3 separate regions of the Homo sapiens genome follow, and regions 2 and 3 are each linked to region 1. A link is a contact called in ENCODE Hi-C or POLR2A ChIA-PET data. All regions are on one chromosome and are shown on one strand. The core of a region is the stretch at or near the end of the contact, and the rest is flanking DNA. Distances in the headings are between cores, read along the strand shown.

What was found. Hi-C counts contacts between places; a loop is a spot of excess contacts on that map. ChIA-PET counts read pairs that join two places held with the same protein, here RNA polymerase II (POLR2A). Pooled maps may share reads with other maps.
Region 2: a loop to region 1 is called in a map of PC-9, with 8 times the contacts of the local background. The contact joins two enhancer-like sites. A Hi-C loop is called at or near these places in 1 of 168 maps with a recorded cell type or tissue (PC-9) and 3 of 50 pooled maps. POLR2A ChIA-PET finds 5 or more read pairs at or near these places in 5 of 52 experiments (MCF 10A, OCI-LY7, SK-N-SH and 1 more).
Region 3: a loop to region 1 is called in a map of mammary epithelial cell, with 6 times the contacts of the local background. The contact joins two enhancer-like sites. A Hi-C loop is called at or near these places in 17 of 168 maps with a recorded cell type or tissue (B cell, Caco-2, GM12878 and 11 more), 18 of 37 single-sample maps with no recorded cell type and 18 of 50 pooled maps. POLR2A ChIA-PET finds 5 or more read pairs at or near these places in 10 of 52 experiments (A549, B cell, CD8-positive, alpha-beta memory T cell and 7 more).

What each region holds. Positions count from the first base shown.
Region 1 is chr17:3,002,907-3,005,594 of GRCh38, reverse strand. It overlaps RAP1GAP2 (RAP1 GTPase activating protein 2), which reads right to left. Exons shown (of 25, transcript NM_015085.5): 15 at 155-226. Among named protein-coding and RNA genes, the nearest start is that of RAP1GAP2-AS1, 38 kb to the right of the region's middle. RefSeq lists enhancers at 1,627-1,676, 1,847-1,976. Within about 2 kb of position 1,379, at least 37 of the 41 ENCODE cell types and tissues checked have a DNase peak (open chromatin) inside an H3K27ac peak, as active enhancers do; they include PC-9 and mammary epithelial cell, where a contact is called at or near this core.
Region 2 is chr17:2,892,248-2,894,935 of GRCh38, reverse strand. All of the region lies in intron 2 of RAP1GAP2 (RAP1 GTPase activating protein 2), which reads right to left. Among named protein-coding and RNA genes, the nearest start is that of RAP1GAP2-AS1, 72 kb to the left of the region's middle. RefSeq lists enhancers at 919-1,702, 1,246-2,445. Within about 2 kb of position 1,380, at least 9 of the 41 ENCODE cell types and tissues checked have a DNase peak (open chromatin) inside an H3K27ac peak, as active enhancers do; they include PC-9, where a contact is called at or near this core.
Region 3 is chr17:2,924,808-2,927,495 of GRCh38, reverse strand. All of the region lies in intron 3 of RAP1GAP2 (RAP1 GTPase activating protein 2), which reads right to left. Among named protein-coding and RNA genes, the nearest start is that of RAP1GAP2-AS1, 40 kb to the left of the region's middle. RefSeq lists enhancers at 715-1,431, 1,432-2,150. Within about 2 kb of position 1,320, at least 3 of the 41 ENCODE cell types and tissues checked have a DNase peak (open chromatin) inside an H3K27ac peak, as active enhancers do; they include mammary epithelial cell, where a contact is called at or near this core.

The sequences.
Region 1 (2,688 bases), core at 130-2,629:
GGAGAGACCCCAAGAAAGGAGGTTCCCCCCAAAACCTGCAAAAGGAGCTCCCTAATGTTCCCAGCCTGAATTTGGCTCCATCCCAACCATTGCTACTCAAGCACTGAGACCTGGCATCGTGGATGCGAGAGGGGCAGAAGGAAGAGTGTCCTACCTTCTGGAAAACGGGGGGACTGGGCAGAGGTGGACCAAAGGTGGGCACATCTTCCCGCGCAGTGACAGAGACCTGAGTGAAACAGAGTCATGGTACGGACCTGGAGGGAAGAGACGAGCGCTGCCCCTACGGGAGCCACGCTCCTTACAAAGCTACTCACCTTCTCCCTCCTCCTCTTCCCAGAACACAAACAAAATACTCCTGTGAGCATCGCCAGCACAGGCCCTGACCCTGTTCCTAGAAGTGGGGCCGGACGGTGTGGGGCCATCCGCAGCCTCTCATCTGCATTCCTGGAGGCCAGAAGCAGGTTTGGCAAGATGACTGGACAGGGCTGGGACCCTAATTTTAATGCCATACAAGTGCCCGGGAGATGGCATCTCGTGACCTCATTCGACCGTGACGCTAATCCTACTGAGAAGGCACAGGGAGAACTGTTCTCCCTGATGAGGAAACAGATGCCCAGAGACACACAGAGAAGCCCCCAAGTCCCACAGGTGATTAGCCGCAGAGGAACAGAGCATCCAGACCTCTCCCGACCCGTCTCTGGGGTTCTCTTCCCAAGCCTGACTCCTCAGCTCGGCCATAAATCAGAATTGCTTCAAAATTGCTTCAGGTGTTTAAAAATACAGACTGGGTTCATGGGCTCTGGCCTAAACCTGCCGAATCGGAAGGGTAGGGCCCCCCGGAAACTCTCGTGCAGCCGGTGGACCCGTGTTCGGGAGCCCTGGCCCCACACACGGGGTCAGCCAGTCCTAGGCCCAGGCTAGGAACTGAGGGTGGGGCGCGCACCTCTGGCACCCTGAGTGAGACTGAGCTTTAGAGTGACGGCCTCGAGGTTCGCTGCATGGGGGTCGCCCAGGCGTGGGACGGGCCCCACACCCCGCCTTCCCTCTGCACAGAGGTGCCCTGACTTCACCTATTCTCAGCCCACGAGGCTGTGAGGCTCTCGGGAGACTGCCCTCCCTTCCCTACACAGCCGCTGACGTGAGCCCAGCCCTGGCGTGCTGCCAGCCTCCCCGGCCTGTGAAGTGGAGCAGATGCAGAGTCTGCCAGGCCGGGTGAGCAGGCAGCTGGGCACCGAGCCAAGGAAAGGCCCTGCCAGAGTCCGGAGGGGAAACGGAGCGGGAGAGAGCTGGTCAATACGGGCTTTCTCTTCTCAAGCTCCAGGCTGTCTGCCCAGCCCAAACTGCAGTGCCCCGAGTCAGGAAATGGTGCGCGTTCGGCTGACGTGATTTCTGGCTGGGCTCCAGCAGCTGAACCCGGTTCCCTACCACCACCCACCAGGCACCGGTGGCCCAGGTCAAGAATTCAGTCACAGAGCCAGAATCAGGGGTGGGGGTGTGGGAAGGCTATGGGGAGACTGCAGACCGTGGGCACCTGGGACAGAGGCCAGAGGGCAGCCCCAGCTCTGCCCTTCCCACCCCACTCCCCCTCCTCCTCCAGCCTGCATTAGAGTGGTCTGTGCCGACCGTGTAAGTGGCTTCAGACACATCCTCAAGTCCATCCAACCCTCCAGCTGGACAGTCCCACAGCAGAGCCCTGTGGGCCACACGGAGGACAGGGCCCTTCCTTGCGACGTGCGTTCACCTTCCATCCTCATTGTGCGCCTCTCTTGACCCCATTCCAACCAGGCGGCCAGGCCTTTGTTGTTCCCCCCTCTTGGGGACATCTGGGTCACTGGACTGAAAGCAGAAGTTGCCTGAACACAGCCCCACCTTCCTGTTTTCTAAATGCAGCGAGGGCCTCCAGCGAGGGCTTGGAGGGAGGGAGAGAGGCAGATGCAGGTGACTCTGGGGAAGGGACCTGCATGGCTGGAAGGAGGAAGGAGCTTGGTGTGGGTCATGAGGATGCACTGGGAACCTCAGAAAGCTTCAAACGTGACAAAGGCCCCACGCCCAAGAGTGGCCTGGGAGCCGCGGTGGCACACAGAGCATCGTCCGAGCAACAGACAAGTCGTGACGGGAAACGGGGAGGGGGCTACAAAGACAGGGCCCTCCCCGGCGGTGGGCTTCACCTGAGATTCCTGACACCTTTGAGGACTTCCGGAGAGGGAGGCAGGGATAGGGGGGAGGGAAAGGGGTAGTCCTGGTGATGGCTGAGCTGGACTTTCCTTCCAAGCAGGCAGGATGAGGACTACACTCATTTCTGAAAAATAATCCAGAGTGATGCTTCGTGCACACCCGACTCCGTGGAGCCAATTTCTCGCCTGCTCTGATGGCTCAATGACCAAGACCGCAAGCAGACCCAGACAGGACCTCAGCCACAGCTCCCTGGCTCTGTGGCCTCAGGCCTTAAGTGGGTTCAGCTCTCAGCTTCCATTTCCTCCCTCTAGCGAGAGGTCTTGTCTCACCAGGGGCTTGTCAGGATTCAAGACTGTGCGTCTAAGGACCCAGCACCGTGCCTGGCATGAGCAAGCAGCTGGTAAGGGGTAACCACTGTCGCCCAGTGGCCTTTTCACTTCCCCTGCTGACCTGCACCCAGTAAAGGGCTCCTGAAATAGAGTTTCCCCAAAGCACCTTGCAACCCACCACACA
Region 2 (2,688 bases), core at 131-2,630, 110 kb after region 1:
AGAGCTTTGCTGGAGGACTCTGCAAGCAGCAGAGAGAGAACGGAGCGGCTGGAAGGGAGGGGCCAGGGGAAGACCGAAACGGGGCCGAGGGGCGCTGCCCTCCACTGCGCTCACAGCCACAGAAATGACATGAAAGGGTCAGAGTCATAAGGCATTTCGGGAGCAAAATTAAGAGGACTTGGTGACAGAAAGTAAAGGGGGGGCCGAGAGCTAAACACACCAAGTAACCTGGGTTTCAGAAAACAGAATGACGGACGCTTCAGCCGTGATACAGACGGAGGAGGAGAGTCGCTTTGCGAGAGGCAGATGATAAGGCTCTCTTTCTGGACGCACGGCAAGCCAGGGGCCCCTGGGACACCCAAATGGGATCAGAACAGCACTAAAACCTAAGCAGAAAGACAGGTGTAACAAGAACAGAGGTGGAAGCTGAGGCCACGGGAGGGGTGGAGGCCCTCAGGGACAGCATGTAGGGCTTTGGGGTTTTAGGGGGTTTTTTGTTTGTTTTTGAAACGGAGTCTCGCTCTGTCACCCAGTCTGGAGAGCAGTGGCGCGATCTTGGCTCACTGCAAGCTCCGCCTCCTGGGTTCAAGCGATTCTCCTGTCTCAGCCTCCCAAGTAGCTGGGACTACAGGTGCCTACCACCATGCCTGGCTAAGTTTTGTATTTTTAGTAGAGATGGGGTTTTTGCCATGTTGGCCAAGCTGGTCTCAAACCCTTGACCTCAGGTGATCTGCCTGCCTTGGCCTCCCAAAGTGCTGGGTGCTGGGATTGCAGGCATGGGCCACCATGCCCAGCCTAACTTTTTTTTTTTTCTGTATTTTTAGTTGAGACGGGGTTTCGCCATGTTGGCCAGGCTCGTCTCAAACCCTTGACCTCAGGTGATCTGCCCACCTCGGCCTCCCAAAGTGCTGGGATCACAGACATGAGCGCCTGGCCGGCTTTCATAAAGCAAAAATGAACAGGAGCCCTCCAAGGGGCAGGGAAGGAGAGGTGAGAAGGCAGCCTGCTGGGATGGGCTGGAAGGGCGGTGCTCAGGGAAGAGCGCGTGCCAAGCAGGGGGTGGCAGAGGCTCCACCTCCCCTGCGCTGAAGAAATCACCAAGCCAGGTGCCTACGCACCCAGCCCTTCAAACGCACTCCGTCACTCAGAAACTGCCGACAGAGCAGTTCCCCTCCCGGGCGCAGTCAGCGGCTCTGCCTGGCACTGCCTGGCCTCCATGGGGGGAGCAGCGTCATGGTCAGAGCAGAGGCAGCCAGCGCACAAGGTCACGGCCTCCGGCAGCTTCAGAAACCACTCACAAAAGCCGGGAGTCACAAGGTGTGGGCTATCAGCATTTTCCCAGCCCGTAAACGCCCTTCACCTGGATGGCGAGGAAAGGCGCATTCATCTTATGATTCATTCAGTGTGGATGTATAACATTTATCACAATAAAAAATCATGTTTCAGCAGTGATAACTATGTACCCTCACTTCCTTTAGGAGATATAAATAGAGATATTCTGAAGCCTGTTGAGACTTCCAGGATGAACCTGTCAGACTGACCACACGCATTTATTATCCCACTTCTTCTGAAGCCCATTAAAATAACAGTAAGGGGGCTGGGTGCGGTGGCTCACGCCTGTAATCCCAGCACTTTGGGAGACTGAGGCAGGCAGATCACCTGAGGTCAGGAGTTCGAGACCAGCCTGGCCAACATGGAGAAACCACGTCTCTACTAAAAATAAAAAATAAAAAAACTAGCCGGGCTAGTAGCTGGTGGCGGGTGCCTGTAATCCCAGCTAGTTGGGAGGCTGAGGCAGGAGAATCACTTGAACCCGGGAGGCAGAGGTTGCAGTGAGCCAAGATCACGCTACTACACTCCAGCCTGTGCAACAAGAGCAAAACTCCATCTCAAAAAAAAAGAAAAAAGAAAAAGAGAAAAAGAAATATGATGAAAAGACTAAGTTGAGGAAATCTCCCAAAAAGTAGAACAAAAACATAAAGATACAGAAAACAAAAGAGGGAAGAGAAAAAAGATCAAATAGCCGACCAAGAAAGTTCCCAGAAAGAGAAAGGGGAGGGGAGCTGGCAGCTGGTATCCAAAGCTGGCATCTCTTGGTGCTGATGGCTTTGTGTGCTCCCCTCTTGAATCTGGGCTGGCCCTGTGACTCAGTCTTGACCAACAGAATGAGACAGACGTAACATTACCTCACTTTCAGGAATGAGTCACAGGACAGCTTCCACCTCTACCTCTAGGAACATTTGCTCCAGAGAAAGCAAGCCTGCACGTGAAAGGCCTGACTGAGACTGTCAATGCTGCAGCTGGGAACATGGAGAGGCTACATGGAGAGAGATGCCCAGATGCTCCAAACATCCCAGTCCATGCACATGAAGAAACCACCTTGGGCATCTCAGCTCCAGTAGATGCTATGAGAACACAGCCCAGCTCCCGGACATACAGCCCCAGTGGACCGTCGCAGTCATCTCCAGCCATCTGAGCCACCCAAGATGAGGTCCCCAGACGTTGTGAAAGCAGAGAGAAGCCATCATCTCCAACACGCCCTAGCTGAATTCCTCACCCACAGAACTTGAGCATAATAAAATGGCTGTTGTCTCACCATAACAGAAAGATTAGCAGGGAAATAGTACAAGAACATCTTCCAGAACTGAAGGTCCTGAGTCTCTGGGTCCACCAAGTACACAGCACAGT
Region 3 (2,688 bases), core at 71-2,570, 78 kb after region 1:
AGAGAGGGAATCCGAGAGACGGCGGTGTGAGAAAGACTTGCTCAGCCGGGCGCGGTGGCTCACGCCTGTAATCCCAGCACTTTGGGAGGCCAAGGCGGGCGGATCACGAGGTCAGGAGATCGAGACCATCCTGGCTAACACGGTGAAACCCCGTCTCTACTAAAAATACAAAAAATTAGCCGGGCGCGGTGGCGGGTGCCTGTAGTCCCAGCTACTCGGGAGGCTGAGGCAGGAGAACGGCCTGAACCCGGGAGGCGGAGCTTGCAGTGAGCCGAGATCGCGCCACTGCACTCCAGCCTGGGTGACAGAGCGAGATTCTGTCTAAAAAAAAAAAGACTTGCTCCAGCGTGGCTGGCCTTGAAAACAGAGGTATGGGGCCAGAATACAGGTGGCCTTCTAGGAGCTGACAAGACAAGAGGATAGATTGTCCCCTAGAGCCTACAGAGGGAATGCGGCCCTGGCAATATCTTTTTTTTTTTTTTTTTTTTTTGAGATGGAGTCTTGCTCTGTTCCCCAGGCTGGAGTGCAGTGGCACAATCTCAGCTCACTGCAACCTCCGCCTCCCGGGTTCAAGCAATTATCCTGCCTCAACCTCCCAAGTAGCTGGGACTACAGGCATGCACCACCACACCTGTAGTATTTTTTGTATTTTTAGTAGAGACAGGGTTTCACCATGTTGGCCAGGCTGGTCTCGAACTCTTGACCTCAGGTGATCCGCCCGCCTCGGCCTCTCAAAGTGCTAGGATTACAGATGTGAGCCATCGCGCCCAGCCCCTGGCAATATCTTGATTTGATCTCAGTGAGACCCATTCCATACTTCTAACCTCAGAACTGTAAGATGATAGATTTGTGTTGTCTTAAGCCACTAAGTGTGTGGGTATTTGTGACAGCGGCCATAAGAAACTAATAGAAACCTCCCGACAGGTTCAAGTACAAGCTGGCTTTGGGGGAGGGAGGAACTGTGACACTCTGGCACCGTGCCTCTGAACTGCTAGTCTCACTCCCATCCTCAAAACTGCGATGCTCTGGGGCACATATTCACAGTGTGCAGTGAGCTTTATTGTTGTAACTGCCTTGAAGCTCTGAGCTGCTCCTCAAAAAACCAAGTGTACACTCCTGACTTCTACCAGGCCCAAGACTCACACAGCAAGGAGAAAGCTGCCAGATGGGTTGTAGAGATCATGCCGTGTGAAGAGGACGTGGGCGCTGCCCGTGGAGGTGGGGCTGTCCACGCCAAGTCAGGCTGCACCGATGGGCCGGGAGGCCTGCGCTTCCTGGCTCCTGTCTCCATGAGTAACACTAAGCTCAGTTACCCCCAGGGCTCAGCCTTGCTCTGCTCTGACCAGGTTCCTTTTTTTTTTTTTTTTTTTGAGACAGAGGCTTGCTGTGTTGCCCGGGCATGATCTCGGCTCACTGCAACCTCTGCCTCCTGGGTTCAAGCTATTCTCCTGCCTCACTCTCCTGAGTAGCTGGGATTACAGACACCCACCACCACGCCCAGCTAATTTTTGTATTTTTAGTAGAGACAGGGCTTTCGCCATGTTGGCCAGGCTGGTCTCAAACTCCTGACCTCAGGTGATCCACCTGCCTCAGCCTCCCAAAGTGCTGGGATTACAGGCATGAGCCACCGGGCCTGGCCTGACCAGGTTCCTAACCCGGCCCGGACCCACGCTGACTGGACCCTCCCCAGGCTTTGCAGACCTGCCTTCCTGCTCCCCAGATCTGACCAGGGCTGCTGGCCTGCTTTCTGCTTTTCCATGCTGGTGTTTGAAGGACTCACTCTGAGCTCCTTCAAGGATGGCCTGGAAGTACCTTCCAAGCCCCAGAATCAACCTCCTCTTAGAGAAAAGGCAGGGAGAGCATCATCCAAGGAATTCCTGGCCTTTTCAGCTTACCCTGGCAAAGGTGTGGCTCTGTGTCCCCATCCAAATCTCATCTCGAACTGTAATCCCCACGAGTGGAGCGAGGGAGCGGTTTTCCCCACGCTGTTCTCGTGACAGTGAGTGAGTTCTCATGAGATCTGATGGGTTTACGTGTTTGGAAGCTCCTCCTTCGCTCTTCTCTTTCCTGCTGCCTTGTGAAGAAGGCACATGCTTCTCCTTCATGATTGTAAGTTTCCTGAGGCCTCCCCAGCCATACAGAACTGTGAGTCAATTAAACCTCTTTCTTTATAAATTACCCAGTCTCCGGTATTTCTTCTATTTATACTGCGATGAAGTATTTCTTTACAGCAGTGTGCGAATGGCTCATCTTGCATCACTTTTGGAGGAAGGTTTCTGTGGTTTTTGCCTCCTCACGGCCATTATGTCTTCAAAGAACAGAGATCACATCTTCCCGGTTCAACCAAGAGTCACCAAGCACGAGGCCAAGCAGACAAGAACAACAGCTCCTGCCTCCTGTCTCCCACAGCCCAGCTCTCCAGACCACGGAACTGACCACCGCCAAGGGGCACTCACATACAGTCCCAAACCACATCTGGAATCCACAGCGGCCTGAGGTCAGGGCACCATTGGGGATCTCACCTGATTCTCAGAATTCTCCTGATCCCCGTGGCATCTCTGAGATGAGATGCAATTCTGGTCTCCTCTGAGCCTGGGCCACCCACTAGCCCCCCGGAGGAAAGAGCTCTAGAAAGAGCCACAGGTCATCTGGCGAAGGTCTCAAACCCAGATGTCTTCAGGGGCCAGG